2 separate regions of the Mus musculus genome follow, and region 2 is linked to region 1. Evidence: chromatin loops called from intact Hi-C (ENCODE). Cell type or tissue: left cerebral cortex. All regions are shown on one strand. Each heading gives the region's core, and the rest is flanking DNA. Links, peaks and the distances in the headings are about the cores only.

Evidence for each region. Hi-C counts contacts between places; a loop is a spot of excess contacts. Peaks named below come from ENCODE experiments on the same cell type or tissue, not always from the same donor. Only the 100,000 strongest peaks of a DNase experiment are listed, where the experiment ranks them.
Region 2: a loop joins it to region 1, with 4 times the contacts of the local background. A loop is called at or near these places in 2 of 42 quality-filtered maps.

Annotation. Positions count from the first base shown.
Region 1 is chr11:70,999,934-71,007,916 of GRCm38, reverse strand. It overlaps Dhx33 (DEAH (Asp-Glu-Ala-His) box polypeptide 33), which reads left to right and starts at 3,485. Exons shown (of 12, transcript NM_178367.4): 1 at 3,485-3,800; 2 at 6,238-6,398; 3 at 7,969-7,983. The coding sequence starts at 3,539. Derl2 (Der1-like domain family, member 2) reads left to right here. Exons shown (of 7, transcript NM_033562.4): 7 at 1-477. In left cerebral cortex, for the core only: a CTCF peak has its summit at 3,396; DNase peaks (open chromatin) are centred at 2,747, 3,389 and 4,300; H3K4me3 peaks cover 1,700 bases; H3K27ac peaks cover 1,317 bases.
Region 2 is chr11:71,319,635-71,327,617 of GRCm38, reverse strand. No RefSeq gene overlaps it. Among named protein-coding and RNA genes, the nearest start is that of Gm23311, 35 kb to the right of the region's middle. In left cerebral cortex, for the core only: a CTCF peak has its summit at 3,963 (motif pointing right); a DNase peak (open chromatin) is centred at 3,961.

The sequences.
Region 1 (7,983 bases), core at 1,851-4,350:
CCTTCCATCCTCTCGGGATGACTAAACTACTTACTGTTTTGAGTTTGATTCAAGTTCTTGAACCTTGCTTGTCTCGTTCAGCCGCTCTGTTCCGAAGTCTGCAATCACGTCTTAGCCCTTATCAAATGCATATTTTGTGTCTTTTCTCTGAACCTTGCTCCTACTTCTCCCTTGCAGGAACGTCGATTTAAGTTTCTTCAAGACCTTGACACTAAACTCTTAAAACTAAGGCCTATTTCACTGTCTTCTTTAAATCCTTATGAAGCTTCAAATCTGTGCTAAAATTCCTATACCAAATCATATATTGTCTTGTACTGTTCTTAGCTGCTACATGTATGTTAGTTTTGTTCCCCTCATGAGAATGTAAGCTCCTTAAGGGCAGGGACTATGTCTTAATTTTTGTATCCACCACAGTGCCTAGCACTGTGCTTGGCACATGGGTGCTGAATAAATACTTTGTTTATTGATCAGCAAACTATTATCTTGTATTTTTAATTATGAAAGAATCGATGTGTATGTATCCAAACTTGGACCTGATTGCTAAGGTTTAATATTCTTTCTGGAAACAGGATGGAACAAAACTGACCTTGATTGAGGAGCAATGATTTGGTGGCCTTGCAATCGGAGGAGACCGTGAGCTGGTAGGGTCATGGTCGGACCAGGGAGTTACTTCGACAGACTTGGCCACCTCAGATAAGAGTGAAATGTGTCTGACAGATCATCTTTTGGAGGAATAATCAGAATATTCTTTTGAATGCTTAGTATGTGAGCTTCTCAATATGAAAGCCACTGAGCCACAAGAGAGTTTTTTGGAGGGGCAACAGATTTCAGACCGCCACTGAAGGGCAAGTGAGCAACATGCAGGGAAAGATTTAAGTTTCCAACTCTGATCATTTTACTGCTGAGTAAATGGGTTACCAGGAATGAGTTCCTTACAAAAGTGTTAGGTTTTATCTCCACCTTAAAAAAAAAAAACAAACAAACTCTGAGCCAATACTTTAAAAACACCAAAATTTTTGTTTTTCTTTTCTTGTTCTTAAAAAAAAAATGCTTGCATGATAACTGTTGCATATGATTAGTGAGTGCTTCTAGATAAGTGGACTTTGCGGGGGGGCGGGGGGGGGTGTCCGATGCCTCCAGAGGTAATAACACCACCAAGCCTAAAGACCAGATTTCAATCCCTAGGCCACCACATAGCAGGAGAGAAGCAACTGCCATGATTTGTTCTCTGACCTTCCCCCCGCTTCTCTCTTTCACTCACACACACACAATGTATGTTTTTTTAAAGAGGTGTTTTACTTACCAAGAGGTGATTTCACTCACTCAGATGGCCTATTTGGACTCCTGTAATTTATAATACTCCCACGTTGGGTTGCTTCGAATGTGCAGCTACCTATTATTTTGTTTACTCAAGGCCCATAACTTGACATAAGTTATTTTTCTTTTAAGGGTTTGCTTGCCTTCCTAAATCAACATGGGGGTGGGGGGAGGCGCGTGGAAAACATGTCAACTTATTCTTTGTAAGATTTGTTTTTACTATTTAAAATTACATGTACTTATATGTGTCTTTATATAGGTATGTGCACATAAGTTTGGGTTACCTTGAGGTTAGAGGTACGGGATCTTCTAGGGCAGGGGTTTCAGGAGATGGTGAGCTGCCTGGCATGGGTGTGAGGGAACAAATTTGAGTTCTCTCAACAGTGAGCATTCTTAACCCCAAGCCCTGTCTCCATTCCCAAGTCAGTACATTCTTCGTGTACATCCTAAACACACACATTTTTTAGTAACCCCTAGTGTACTGTCAGAAGCTAAATAAAAACTATAACTGGGATTTGGGGGTGTTTGTTTGCTTGTTTTTTTGCTTCTTAGATACATTTATTAAGGTCATATTGTAAATGTTATTTAGATAACTATACAGAGATGTTCCGTGTTCTCATCTAACAGTGTAAGTTTAGCTGACATGATTCATCTTGAATGGGCTGACTTAGTAAAAGATGAGAGTCATTAATCCCATTCCTACCCAAATTTCCTGGTAAACCTGCGTGTAGTAAAGTTTCACGGGGGACCCAGATATTCTTTAAAAGGCTTTAAAGCATCTCAACAGGACCAAAGCCACAGGCCATACCGGATTCCACAACAGACAGATTCACATCTGGGTTTTTTTTTTTTTTTTTTTTTACAAAACAAACAAAAAAAAAACAGGTCTGCATACCAAATTTGATGGATAGCCTTCACATGAGTTGAGAATTATAGAACGCCACATTCTGTATAAGAAACACAATCCGGGGGCTGGTGAGATGGCTCAGTGGGTAAGAGCACCCGACTGCTCTTCCAAAGGTTGGAAGTTCAAATCCCAGCAACCACATGGTGGCTCACAACCATCCAACCAATAAGATCTGACTCCCTCTTCTGGAGTGTCTGAGGACAGCTACAGTGTACTTACATATAATAAATAAATAAATAAATCTTTAAAAAAAAAAAAAAAAGAAACACAATCGGGGACAGCGAGGGCACTGAGAACCCTACGGGTTCCAAACACATGGAGGCTCAACTGGCTGTAACTCCAATTCCAGGGAATCCAACACCCTCTTCTGACCTCCATGTGAGCATTGCAAGCAAGTAGTGCAGGAACATACTCCCAAACAAAACGCCCACACCCTCCAAAGATGAAAAAGCAAAGGTAACCACCCATTCACTCTGTGCCTGTCTTTCTGTGTTGAATTAGCAAAGCATCTAAGAGCTTGTAATTGAACAGGAAGGAAGAACTGGTTATGTACAAGTTTTCTGCAGGAGTAGTGAATACTCGCACTGATTAAGGTGTATACAATAGGGCTGAAAAGCTGTGTAAAGATTGAAAATCTAGTAGGAATGACTGGGAGGTGAGTTAAGGCAATTTTAGTTCCACTCATTTTCTTTTTTATTTCTGCTTGTATTTTTTGAGCCTATCACTTTGTGGGGAAATTACATGATATCAGAATCATAGAATTCACCTTTCCGTAACTGAAGATACTCACTAGTAGCATTTTCAAAATTCTTTGCAGCATCCGAAATGACTTTAGTCTCAGAAAATTTCACTTTCTACATTTATAAATCGGAGCTACCAGTGGGTACCTTAAAACGTACATTGTTTAGAAGAGTAAATGTTTGTGTTCCTCGTTAGATTTACAGAAATAAGTAATTGCCTTAAAACGTGACTATTGTTGGAGCCCGAGATGGGACAGTCATTTTTATTGGATAGAAATGAGAGTTTAGGACAACGTCATTACGCAACAAGACCCTAGGGAACCACACAGCTATCGTCCCCTGTTGTTACTCGGGCCGTTTTTTCGGTCGCACCTCCGACCTTGCTCTCACAGGATGTAAATGCACAGCGCATGCTGGGAATTGCAGTTCCTTTCCTCAAGGCAGGAGGCGGCTGTGAGGTCATCGGTGGTCGCCCAGCACGCCTGCACGTGGCGAGAAAGGGGCGGTGCGCGCTTGCTGTCCCCAGCCGAGCGGAACTGTCTGCGTCCCTGCCTCCGGCCGCGGTCCTCCCGACATGCCGGAGGAGGCGAGCCTCCCGCCCGCTAAGAGATTCCGGCCGGGCTCCTGCCCTCCCGGGAGACGAGTAGTGATGCTGTTGACGGCTGGCGGCGGCGGCGGAGCTGGAGGAGGCCGGAGGCAGACGCCGCCGCTGGCCCAGCCTTCGGCCAGTCCCTACCGCGAGGCCCTGGAGCTGCAGCGCCGGAGTCTGCCCATCTTCCGGGCGCGGGGGCAGCTATTGGCTCAGCTCCGAAACCTGGACAACGCGGTCCTCATCGGTGAGTGGCGGCTTTGGTGGATCTTCCTTGCTCTAGATCCCTGGCTCTGTGCACGAGGGCGGGGTTTCTTAGGGGCTTCTCACTTTCTTTGCGTTGGTTTCTTCCACAAACTTGAAAGGGTTTCAGTGCCCGGTGTGGACAGGGACCTCTGGAAAGAGGCGGACAGAGTTACCCTGCCGGCGCTGACCGCGCTCTGTGAGTTTGAGGATATTCGCCTTCCGTGACGAGGCGTGGGGAGCATATCGGAGGCTCTCAGAGAGCTTTGCAGGATGGGCCTCACCAAGGCTTTTGAGGAGGCAGCTGCGGAGCGGGTCCCTGGGGACCGGCATTCTAAGCGAGGACGGAGAGACTGGCGCCAGAAAGAATTCAGTTGGCGAGAACCAATTTCTTGTGTACGAGAAGAACTTGGCAGTGTTCGAAGGCAGGGACTGACTTCTAGTGGCTTTGCTACAGTATTGACGATAGAGGAGTTCCCGAAGGAATGTCATAAGCGAGAAAGAGACTGGAGTACTGGCAGTCAGTGGAATAGAGTGCTAAGGAGGGAAGTTCCATAACAATATGTAGACATGGTGGGGCGTGGGAGTGCACGTTGGATATGTAGTATTGATTGCAACTCCCACTAAGAATTTTTTCAAAATAACTTTAAGAACAGATCTGGCGTTGGACTGAGGAGTAATTAGGAGGTGAAAGAATGAAGGCAGTGGAAACAGGTTTCTGCTTTGGCCAACCAAGGGAAGCTGAGGCACTTGTAAATAGTCACAGATTTTGGCGAACTGAGCAGAGAGGACACTGAAGATAGATAGAACTAATGGATCAAAGTTTAGGAAATTTCAGAGATGGGGGCGCAGTGCCGGGCATCAGGAGTTATGGAGAGCCCACCTGGCACAGGAGAAAGGCTGTCTCTTTTGAAGTCACATTTGAGAAGATCCAAGAGTTCTGAGGAAAACAAAAGTTCCAGAGCCTCAAGTAGGCTTTTGGGGAGATGGAGACGGAAGACAGGCTGCAAAAACAGGAACAAGATGGACTGTAAAGCTGATGCCCAGGTGAATTTTGTCCCTCTGTTTGTATGGCTGGCATATTCTATTTTAGCAATAGTCAGTTGCCCTGGAATAGGAGTGGGAAAGATGCACAAGAGGCATTGATCTATGTCTGAGGTTGTGTGGAGGGTTCAGTAGGAAAATGCAGGATAATCAGATTCTTGGTCTGAGAGCCTTGGCTAAGTCTGGAAAGGTGAGTGGTCAGAAGCAGGCCGGGAGCTGGAAGAAAATGTAAGACTCATGGACCTGTTAAAGAGGATAAGCCATGGCAAAGAAGGGTGTGCAAGTTTCCTGAGTTGTTCTAATCAGGTGCTTTTAGAGGTACCAACAGACATACACAGGAAACAGCCTTCATTGAGTGCTTGCTCTGTGCAGTGTTTAAGCCTATGAAGAGAGCGTCTGCCCTCTGGAATTAGGGCAGAAACATTTAAGTACTTCTGTACTGTTTGAACCAGGCGTGGTGGTGTACGCCTTTAATCCCAGCACTTGGGAGGCAGAGGCAGGGGGATTTCTGAGTTCGAGGCCAGCCTGGTCTACAGAGTGAGTTCCAGGACAGCAAGGACTATACAGAGAAACCCTGTCTTGAAAAACAAACAAAGAAAAAATACTTCTGTACTGTTTGGAATAATCAGTGCTAGGAGAGAGATGAAGCAGGCACTAAGGATCCTAGAGATGAGGCCCCCTGGTACAGCCCAGAGGGTGAGAGCTTGCAGGCTGACTCATCCTTGAACTTGCCAGTTAGTGAGGCAGGTAGGTATTGTACCCACAGTAGGGTATACAGAGGCAGAAGGTTTGACGAGAGCAGCAAGCAGCAGCCAGAGCAAAGGGCGAGCAGTCTATGAATGGACATCTCGTCGTATCAGTTTTTATCAAGCTATATGACTGTCGTATCTCATCTGTTGTAACTACACCAGTTACCTACCATTATACATGTTTCCAGTTTTGATTGGGGTTTTTGTTTTGTTTTTCATTTTGTTTTTGCTATCATGGGGCAAATTAAATTAAAACATGTTTGTTTTCTTAGACTCAATTTCGGCAAGTGGAATTTGGAGCCAAAGTATATGAACAGTTTGTTTGACAGTCTGTCTATTATGTAGCTCTGGCTGTCCTGGAACTGACTGTGTAGACCAAGCTGACCTAGAACTCAAAAAGATCCTCCTATCTCTGTCTGCTGTGATTAAGCGCACTTGTCACCATGTCCAGCCCATTCTAAAAGTGTTTGAAATGTGATTGGGCCTCCGGGGAAAGAGTGACAGTGACTGTTCGCCAGCCACCTCCCAGGTGCCCATTTGCCTGAGGCTTAGCAACTCAGTGTTTCCTTTTAAGATTTTGTTTTTCCTGACTGTGAGCTGTTGGTTTCCCTTAGTCTCATTTGAATAAGAGTTTCTCTTCTCTCCTAGGGGAAACTGGCTCTGGGAAAACAACTCAGATCCCACAGTACCTCTATGAAGGGGGAATTAGCCGCCAGGGCATCATCGCTGTGACCCAGCCCCGTCGAGTGGCTGCCATCTCTCTTGCCACCAGAGTCTCAGATGAGAAGAGGACAGAACTCGGGAAGCTGGTACCTCATTGTGTTACTTGCTATGAGTACTGTTTAAGTAGCCAGCACCCACTGTGCTCCAGCCTTTTATTTTTCCGAACAAGTTCTTTCTCTGCCTCCCCCTCCCACCCACATCGTTATGTTGACTCAGTATGTAGCACAAACTGGCCTGGTACCCTGAGTTCTCAGTCCTTCTGCCTTAGCCTTCTGCATGCTGCGATTGCAGGGTGTGCCACAATACCTAGTTGAGCAGCTTGCTTCTTTTAAGTAAATAAATAGCCACTGCTATTTAGGTTATGTATTAGTCAGGGTTCTCTAGAGTCACAGAACTTATGGACAGTCTCTAGATAGTAAAGGAATTTATTGATGACTTACAGTCGGCAGCCCAATTCCCAACAATGGTTCAGTCGCAGCTGTGAATGGAAGTCCAAGGATCTAGCAGTTACTCGGTCTCATGCAGCAAGCAGGCGAAGGAGCAAGAGCAAGAGCTAGACTCCCTTCTTCCAATGTCCTTATATTGTCTCCAGCAGAAGGTGTAGCCCAGATTAAAGGTGTGTTCCTTAAACTCGGAGATTCAATCTTCTGGAATCCATAGCCACTATGGCTCAAGATCTTCAAACCAAGATCCAGATAAGGATCTCCAAGCCTCCAGATAAGGGTCACTGGTGAGCCTTCCAATTCTGGATTGTAGTTCATTCCAAATATAGTCAAGTTGACAACCAGGAATAGCCACTACAGGTTAATCTCAGCATTTTCGAGAGATCAGTGACTCTTGGTACTATCAGCTTTGCTTTCATAGGTATTGGCAAGTTCGGTAAATTCGATTTGGATTCTGTAGGTTAGATGTACGTGAAAGCACTTGCATGGAACTTGCTGGAGATTGAACTCAGGTCATCGCACATGCGTGGCAAGTACCCTGCTAATAAGCTGGACGCTTTACCCCTAATTTATGTGTTTAAGACTTCAGGCATGTAATTTTTTTGTTTGTTGGTTGTTTTGTTTGTTGGAGTTTTTTTTGAGACAGCGTCTCACTTGCATCGCTAGCCAGCATGGGACTTAATATATAGACTATAGACTAGAGTCCTCCTGCCTCTGCCTACAGAGTGCTAGGAGTACAGGCATGCAGTTATCATGTCTGTCGTGAAACCTCTTTTAAGTCTACTATATATTCATACGTATGTAAATTTCTGTAAAAATTTATAACTTTCTTACTATAGGTATCTAGAATGAGTCTTGGAGCTATGTTGGAGTCAGATTCATATTTTTATTATATATGGGTGTGTCACCTATGAAGGTCAGAGGACAATTTGGGAGTTGGATCTCTCATCTCTCTGGGCTCCGGAGATTGAACTTATATTGTCAGGCCTTCAAGGACAGTGCTTTTACCCCGTGTTCCATAGTGCTTACCCTAGATTTTAGTTCTTTGTGATGTTTCATTACAGTGTTTCTCTGCAGATACACTACACTCCTGAGGGAGCAGCCAGAGTGCTGTAGGTCTCAGTTTACTGCATTGCTGAGGACAGGGTTGGATATACAGTCAACGGGTATTCAGTGAATGTTTAATGAATAAAGGAGTCATATTTTCTCACAGGTTGGCTATACAGTG
Region 2 (7,983 bases), core at 2,941-5,440, 320 kb before region 1:
AACCAGAGATGCTGAAATTTATAGAGGAGAAAGTAGGGAAAAGCCTCAAAGATACGGGCACAGGGGGAAATTCTTAAACAGAACAGCAATGGCTTGTGCTGTAAGATCAAGAATTGACAAATGGGACCTCATAAAATTGCAAAGCTTCTGTAAGGCAAAAGACACTGTCAATAAGACAAAAAGGCCACCAACAGATTGGGAAAGGATTTTTACCAATCCTAAATCTGATAGGGGACTAATTCACTATATACAAAGAGCTCAAGAAGCTGGTCTCCAGAAATTCAAATAACCTCATTAAAATGGGGTTTAGAGCTAAACAAAGAATTCTCAACTGAGGAATATGGAATGTCTGAGAAGCACCTGAAAAAATGTTCAACATCCTTAATCATCAGGGAAATGCAGATCAAAACAACCTTGAGATTCCACCTCACTTCAGTCAGAATGGCTAAGATCAAAAAATCAGGTGACAGCAGATGCTGGTAAGGATGTGGAGAAAGAGGAACACTCCTCCACTGCTGGTGGGATTGCAAGCTTGTACAACCACTCTGAAAGTCAGTCTGGAGGTTGCTCAGAAAATTGGGCATAATACTACACAAAAATCCAGCAATACCTCTCCTAGGCATATACCCCGGAGACTTTAAGTTCTTATCATACAGATCTTTCACTTCTTTAAGTAGAGTCACACCAAGGTATTTTATATTATTTGTGACTATTGTGAAGGGTGTTGTTTCCCTAATTTCTTTCTCAGGCCGTTTATCATTTGTGTAGAGAAAGGCAATTGATTTGTTTGAGTTAATTTTATATCCAGGTACTGCAACGAAGCTATTTATCAGGTTTAGGGGTTCTCTGGTTGAATTTTTAGGGTCACTTATATATACTATCATATCATCTTTAAATAGTGATATTTTGATTTCTTCCTTTCCAATTTGTATCCCAGTGATCTCCTTTTGTTGTCCAAGTGCTCTGGCTAGGACTTCAAGTACTATAGTGAATAGGTAGGGAGAATAGGTGCTCACCTGCACAGACTGGTCTCTTAGGGATCTGGGACACAAGATGGCTCCCTTACCTGCTCAGGCAGTCAGAGCCCTCTCAGGTGGCCACCTCTCCTCTGGCGGGGAAGGTGCTGGTATGTCTGGAGCCTGAAAAGGGGGTCTGTCCCAGAAGCTGTGTCGCTTCTGCCTGTCCCAGAAACTGTATAGCTTCTGCAATCTGCTCGCTCACCCTCCGCAGTCTGTGAGCTGTCCTGTGCAGACTGGTCTTGATGGGACTCAGGACACAAGATCACCAATAATTTTTAATTCCTGTTCTTTTGATGCTGGTGGTATTAGTGTTGGGCTCTCCCTCTCCCTCTCCCTCTCCCTCTCCCTTTTAGTATCTTTTGTATGGCTGGATTTATGGATAAACATTGTTTAAATAGGGATTTTGTAACAGAATATCTTGTTTGTTCCATCTATGGTAATTGAAAGTTTTGTTGGGTATAGTAATCTGGGCTGGCATCTGTTGTCTCTTACAGACTGCAAGACACTTGTCCAAGTCCTTCTGGCTTTTAGAGTCTCTGTTGAGAAGTCGAGTGTAATTCTAATACATCTGTCTTTATATGCTACTTGGCCTTTTTCTCTTGGAGCTTTTAATATTCTTTCTTTGTTCTGTACATTTTGTGTTTTGGATTACTATGTAGCAGGAGGATTTTCCTTTGTGGGTAAATCTATTTGCTGTCCCATAAGCTTGTTATATGTTTATAGGCATCTCTTTCTTTAGGTTAGGAAAATTTTCTTCTTTGATTTTGGTGAAAATATTTTTTGGACATTTGAGATAGGAATCTTCGCCTTCTTCCATTTGGTTTGGTCTTTCCATGGTGTTCCAGATTTTCTGTAGGTTTTGTGTCAGGAACTTTTTGGATTGAATATTTTCTTTGACAAATGTATCAATTTCTTCTGTTGTGTCTTCTACACCTGAGATCTCTCTTTCATCTCTTGTATTGTGTTGGTGATCTTTGTGTTTGTAGTTTCTGTTTACTTACCTAGGTTTTCCTTTCTCAGAATTCCCGCAGTTTATGTTTTCCTTATTGCTTGTTTCCATTTTCAGACCTTGAATTGTTTTCCTCACCTGTTTTTTGTTGTAGGCTTTGTTGTTGTTTTGGTTTGTTTGTTTGTTTGTTTGTTTTTTGGATTTTTGTTTTTGGGTTTCTTGGCATTCTTTAAGACATTTTTAAATTTTCTCCAGGTTTTTTTTTTTTTCCCTCAATCTAAGGGACTTTTAAACTTTCTATTTAAGAACATTTATCATCTTCATAGAGTTGATTTGTTTTAAGGTCATTTTCTTTCTTTTTGTTTTTTGGTTTTGTTTTGTTTTGTTTGTTTTTTGAGACGGAGTTTCTCTGTATAGCCCTGGCTGTCCTGGAACTCACTTTGTAGACCAGGCTGGCCTCAAACTCAGAAATCTGCCTGCCTCTGCCTCCCAAGTGCTGGGATTTAAAGGTGTATGCCACCACTGCCTGGCCTTTTTTTTTTTTTTTAGGTCATTTTCTTATGCTTCAGCTGTGTTAGAATATTTAAATATTGCTGTGGTGAGATAGATGGGCTCTGTTGGTGCCATATTGCCCTGACTGTTGTTGATTGTATTCTTACACTAGGATTCAGGCATTTGAGTTTCTGAGTTTGTCTTTATTGGATCCATATATTGTTCCTTAGTTTCTGTTTTCTCTTTGGTTTTCTGGTCTTTGTGATCTCTGGTGGTAGCCAATGTGACCTCTGATCCCATAGGTAGTCTCTGTTCATGTTGGGGCTGGAATTCTGACAGCTAGCTTGGACTTTGGTGTAACAGGGGTGGGGGAATCTCTACCTGAATTGGGGAGTTGGATGCAGTGATAAGAAGAGGGGTGGGTATTAGGGGCACTGAATGAATGGAGGAGGCCCACTGTTGAGCTGCCTGTCTTTGATTCTGCCTGCTGATGTAGTCTCTGGTCCAACAGACAGTCTTTGCCTGAATTTGCCTATCTGTTTTCAGCCTTGCTTGGCCTACACCTGTCTTTCTTAATGGCATGGCCTGCACCTAGGATGCACCAGAGTTGGGGCAGAGGCATGGCAGTGGAGCAGATAGTGGGGCTGTATGGCAGTCTGGAGTTGAAAAAAATCTTTCAGAACTGAATCTAAGAAGTGGGGCATTTCCACAGGCAGCAGGGTCACTTGCCGGTTATTCTGACTGGTGTGGTCTGTACCTGGGTAGCAGAAGTCTGGGTGCAGAAGCATGGCAGCAGGGTAGGTGATAGGGATGGATGGGGGAGTGGAAATAGTGGAATGGGTCTTTTGGAACCCAATATATTGTAGCCCTATTTTGCAGAACTTTTGTTCTTGATTCTCCTATTTTTGGATAAATTTCTGCCAATATCTTTGCTGTAGTGTTAGTAGTTTGTTAGTAATAACAAATTACATATGTTATTTTATAGACCTCTTTTGCATCCATACAACCAACCCAGGAATGAATAATAGAAAGACTGCTGCAACTGCTACTGAGGTGTGGTCTAGAAGATGTAGGGAATCATCACAGTTGTGTGTGTGTGTGTATGTGTGTGTCTGTGACTGTGAGAGAAAGATCTTAATTTTATTAGTAGATTACTAAATGCAATAGGTGTGATATGTCCTATTCCACATTTTCATTTATAAGCTGTGGCAGAATAAATGCTATTCTCACAGAAAATTGTCCATCCTACCAGTAATCATTTTTCCTTGGGGAGTGCATGATTGGAAGTGGTGTTGCAGTGGGGAGAAACATCAGTACAATCAAACATAAACCATAATGGAAACAGTGTTATTTACAGTAATATCAGCTATCACCTTAGAAATGTTCACAGGTGTATGCTCCATTTAATCCTCTGTTAAAGCTAATATAATGTTTATATGTGATTCCTATTCCATATAGATTTTTCTTGAAACAAAAAGAATGTGCCTGTCTGCTTTTTGACACTAGATGGAGCCAAAGATTGGTATCAAGCCTATTGTCTGCCCTTCTTATCTTCACACATGTGTAATTTCTCTAATCAGAACTTGTTAGAGAATACTTGATTATGCTGAAGTCTGTATTATTTTGTTAGGACTAGACAGTCATGGACTAACGTCCATCTCATTTGTTCTTCTATTTAGTTAAAAAAATTATTTTCCTTCCTTCAGCCAAACAATGGATCTTGTAAGTGGAAACTGTCCATAGCCTTACAAGGTAATATGTTCCTTCTATTTTTCCAGTTAAATTACAGTTAGAATCAAGTCCTAAGGCAAACTTGAACATCATTGTTAACCAGACAGCAATGATAGACAATCAGAGGTAATTACAGGAAGTAGGAACAGTTTTAAACCTTAGAAGTCTTAACTTTTATAGGACCAGGTTCCATCATAATCCACTTCCTCCTCTTCCTCCTCCCCCCCCTCCTCCTCCTCCTCATCATCATCTTCCTCTCCCTCCCTTTTCCTTTTAGGTATTCCTGGTCCTCTGGTGCCTTCTTCTCAAGGTGAGAGTAATGAATCCAGGCAAGATTATCAGATACCTTAATAGCAGTGGGGGCCCAGAGAATTATGATGTTAATGTTCTTTCCACTTATATTCAAGCCTGTCTATCAACTTTGGATTGAAAGATCAACACAGCATCTCTGTGCTTAAATGACTGGTCAGGGGCCAGTACCCAACAAGTTGAGATAGCTTGATCTGGACCTGGGGGATAATCTTATCCAAAGTTAATTTAAATGATTTTAAAGACTCAGAGACAGTGTTCACAAAGATCAGCAGATATTTGTATCTAATGGTCCTGACTTGACTTCAGTGAAATCTATTCCCCCAAATTCACCAGGTACAGTGCCTTGAATCCATTGTTCTGGAGGGAGTATATGCTTTGTTGCATTTAACTGAGCACAGGTTAGGCAAATCTCTGAAATGTTTTAAAGATTTCCCAGTGTCCAGGCAGACAAACATGAGAGGAAATGAGTTTTGAAATCTTTTTAGGTGACAGGCATTTTCCCAATTCTGGTCCAACACCTTCAGTATGCAAATCCTTCTATCTGGCAGGATCTACCATCCATTGATATTTTGCCTGGCCCCCACATCAAACCATGACTTGATTTCTTCTGGATCATAGTTAGGGACATCTTCATTGAGGCAGAGTTGGAGTTTAGTGACAGCAGATAGCTCTAGATTGGTTTGGGAACAGGGTTTTGAAGTGTAGCATCCTTAGCAACCTGGTCTGCATAGTTATCACCTTGAGTCTGGGGCCTTTGATCTTTTCAGTGTCCAGGCCAGTGTATTATGGCCAGTTCAGCTGGAAGTCAAATAGTCTCCAGCATTTCATACTTATTTTCAATATTCCTTCCTTCTGAACTGAGTGTGATGGTTTGAATATGCTTGGCCCAAGGAGTGGCACTATTAGGAGGTGTAGCCTTGTTGGAGTGATTGTATCACTGTGGCTGTGGGCTTTAATATCCTCATCCTAGCTGTCTGGAAGTCAGTCTCCTCCTGTTTGCCTTTGGAACAAGATGTAGAGCTCACAGTTCCTCCTACACCATGCCTGCTTGAATGCTGTCATGCTTCTGCCTTGATGATAATGGACTGAACCTCTGAACCTCTAAACCAGCCCCAGTTCAATGTTGTTCTTTATAAGAATTGCCTTGGTCTAATCACAGCAGTAAAACCCTAACTCACTGAGTAAGCAAGCCCCTTTGTTTATAAAACTGTCCTGTGAACATGACCCAAGGCAAAGGCATACTGGTTATCAGTATAAGTGATTACCTTTTCCTCCTTAGCCTATCTTAAGGCCTGTGTCAGAGTGATTATTTCTGCTCTTTGGGCAGATGTGCCCCTACAGGCTTGTGGCCAGATGACCTCCTTTTGGCTTATGACTACCACTGCCCCTGCATATCTAGTTCCTTCCTGAATGAAGCTGCTACCATCTATATAGAGATTCACACGGATGTGGTGAGAGGGATGTCTATCAGGTCAATTCATGCAGTTTGAATGATGTCCAGCATCTCCAGGCAGTCATGGATGGGCTCCATAGGGTCATCATGCAATAGCAGGGTGGTGGGGTTAATGGCCAGGGCTTTGTCAAAAGTTAGTCTGTCCTTATCTAGGGGAAGGGCTTGATACTGAGTCAGATGACATTTGATATCCACTTGTCATATGCCGCAGAACCTCTGGGCCCCTTTGTCTGTGTGGAACGGGTCTCTGGGACAGGTGGGCAAAGTGTTGGATGGAATGACAGACAGAAGCACACAGGAGAGGTTGTGTAGAATCTGAATGTAATTTGTCAAATCGAGCATCAAACTTTTTATACAGAAGAAAATAAGGAAGTTGGGTGACACACCAGCAAGGTACAAAGAGGTTACTGGATTCTTTTACAAAACAGAGGAATACAAACACAGAAGGTCTAACAGGAACCACCTGGGATAGAATTCATTGTTAACAACTGGGATCAAAAGGAGCTCCACCTAAGATTCACTTAATCTTAGAAGCCAGGGTCAAGGGCTTTTTGCCCTTGCCATAGCTCCTATTTTAGTCTATTGTATAGTCCATTTCCCCCCTAGGCCATTGTAAATACGTGTGTATGGGTGTAACTAAGCTATCTATAGTTCTAAGTATCTATTCTGGTTCCTCTTTAGGTCTCAAACTTCCTTCTTCCTAGATGATGGTAAATTTCTGTGTAGGGCAGTGACTTAGCTTTTATTAGAGGCAATTCTGAATGTCACTGAATAGGCAACATTCTTACTGAATTCTAAACCCATGGTCAGTTCAAGGACTTTCTAGGACATTGGACACTGGTGAAGGTTTAGCTATGTCAGAATTTAATCTTAAAAGGCACTTATAATAAGACACTACTAAAAGAGAGCTCGTGGATCCATACACCAGACTAATGTGGGAATAGAATATGAGTATATCAGTTAAAGAGAATGCCAGACTCCAGGAGTGAGTTTCCGTGAAACTCTTCTGCCTCTTGAGTAGCTTCCAAACTTCTCGGCCTGTCAAGCTGACTTGACCAGAGTGTGAGGCAGTCATACTGTTTCCTTTCTCTCCACTGATGGTACCTTGGTGCTACTAAAAGATCCTGGCAGAATGTAAAAGGACACAGAAGCCCTGAAGTTGGCAAGATAGACGTCAGTGTTAGCAGAACTAGCTTCACTGATGTAGAAAAATAGAGGTGCACAATGCTCTGGCCACTCCTTGTGTGTCTGCCAATGTTCTGACCAGGTGTGTGCCCATTGCTGCACCTTCATTAGACTCTTTCCTTGTACCCCTCCCATACCCATTTCTTGAGAATAGACATTGTTTAGATCTGGAAATCCCCTACTCTCTCCCTTCTCCTTTCCCCCCTGAGGGCCTATAAAAACTGGGACCTCTTTCCCCTCGAGGTCGACTCCTCTACCCCTGCGTGGGATATGAGTCGTCCCCAGAGCTCTGGCTTTCCCCGAATAAAGCCTCATGTGGTTTGCAACAAGCTCGGTCTATCGTGAGTTCTTGGGTGTCCGCTATTGTCCTGAAGCCTGAGCGAGGGGCTCCTTTCGGAGTCTTTCACTACCAGCACATGGCTCAGGGGAAGCATAAGTCTGGAATGGGGGTCCACAGTCTGTGTCTTCCTTTTCTGGACTGGAAGGGGAAACAGCAGGGTCTGGGAATGAATGCTGTGGTTTCTGGTCTCCTCTCTGGGTACCCAAGTGCTACCCCTCAGGGTCTCTGTGATGTTAATGTCAGGCAGAGAGGGGAGGCAGAGCCCAGGACAAGCAGAACCAGTCTGATTTGGAGTGAATGCCAAGAGTACAGGAGTGGGTGGAGGGGACAAAGCCTTCCTCAGGCATCTTAGGTATGGCTCTTTAGTTGAAGGCCTTCCCAGAGGTAAGCAGCTAAATGAAACAGCTCTCTGAGACAATCCTTGCTTGTCCATACTGGTTTATTTGGTGGTAGATTTAAATGCATACACTTTGGGGTGAACCAGGGATTAAATACCTTTTAA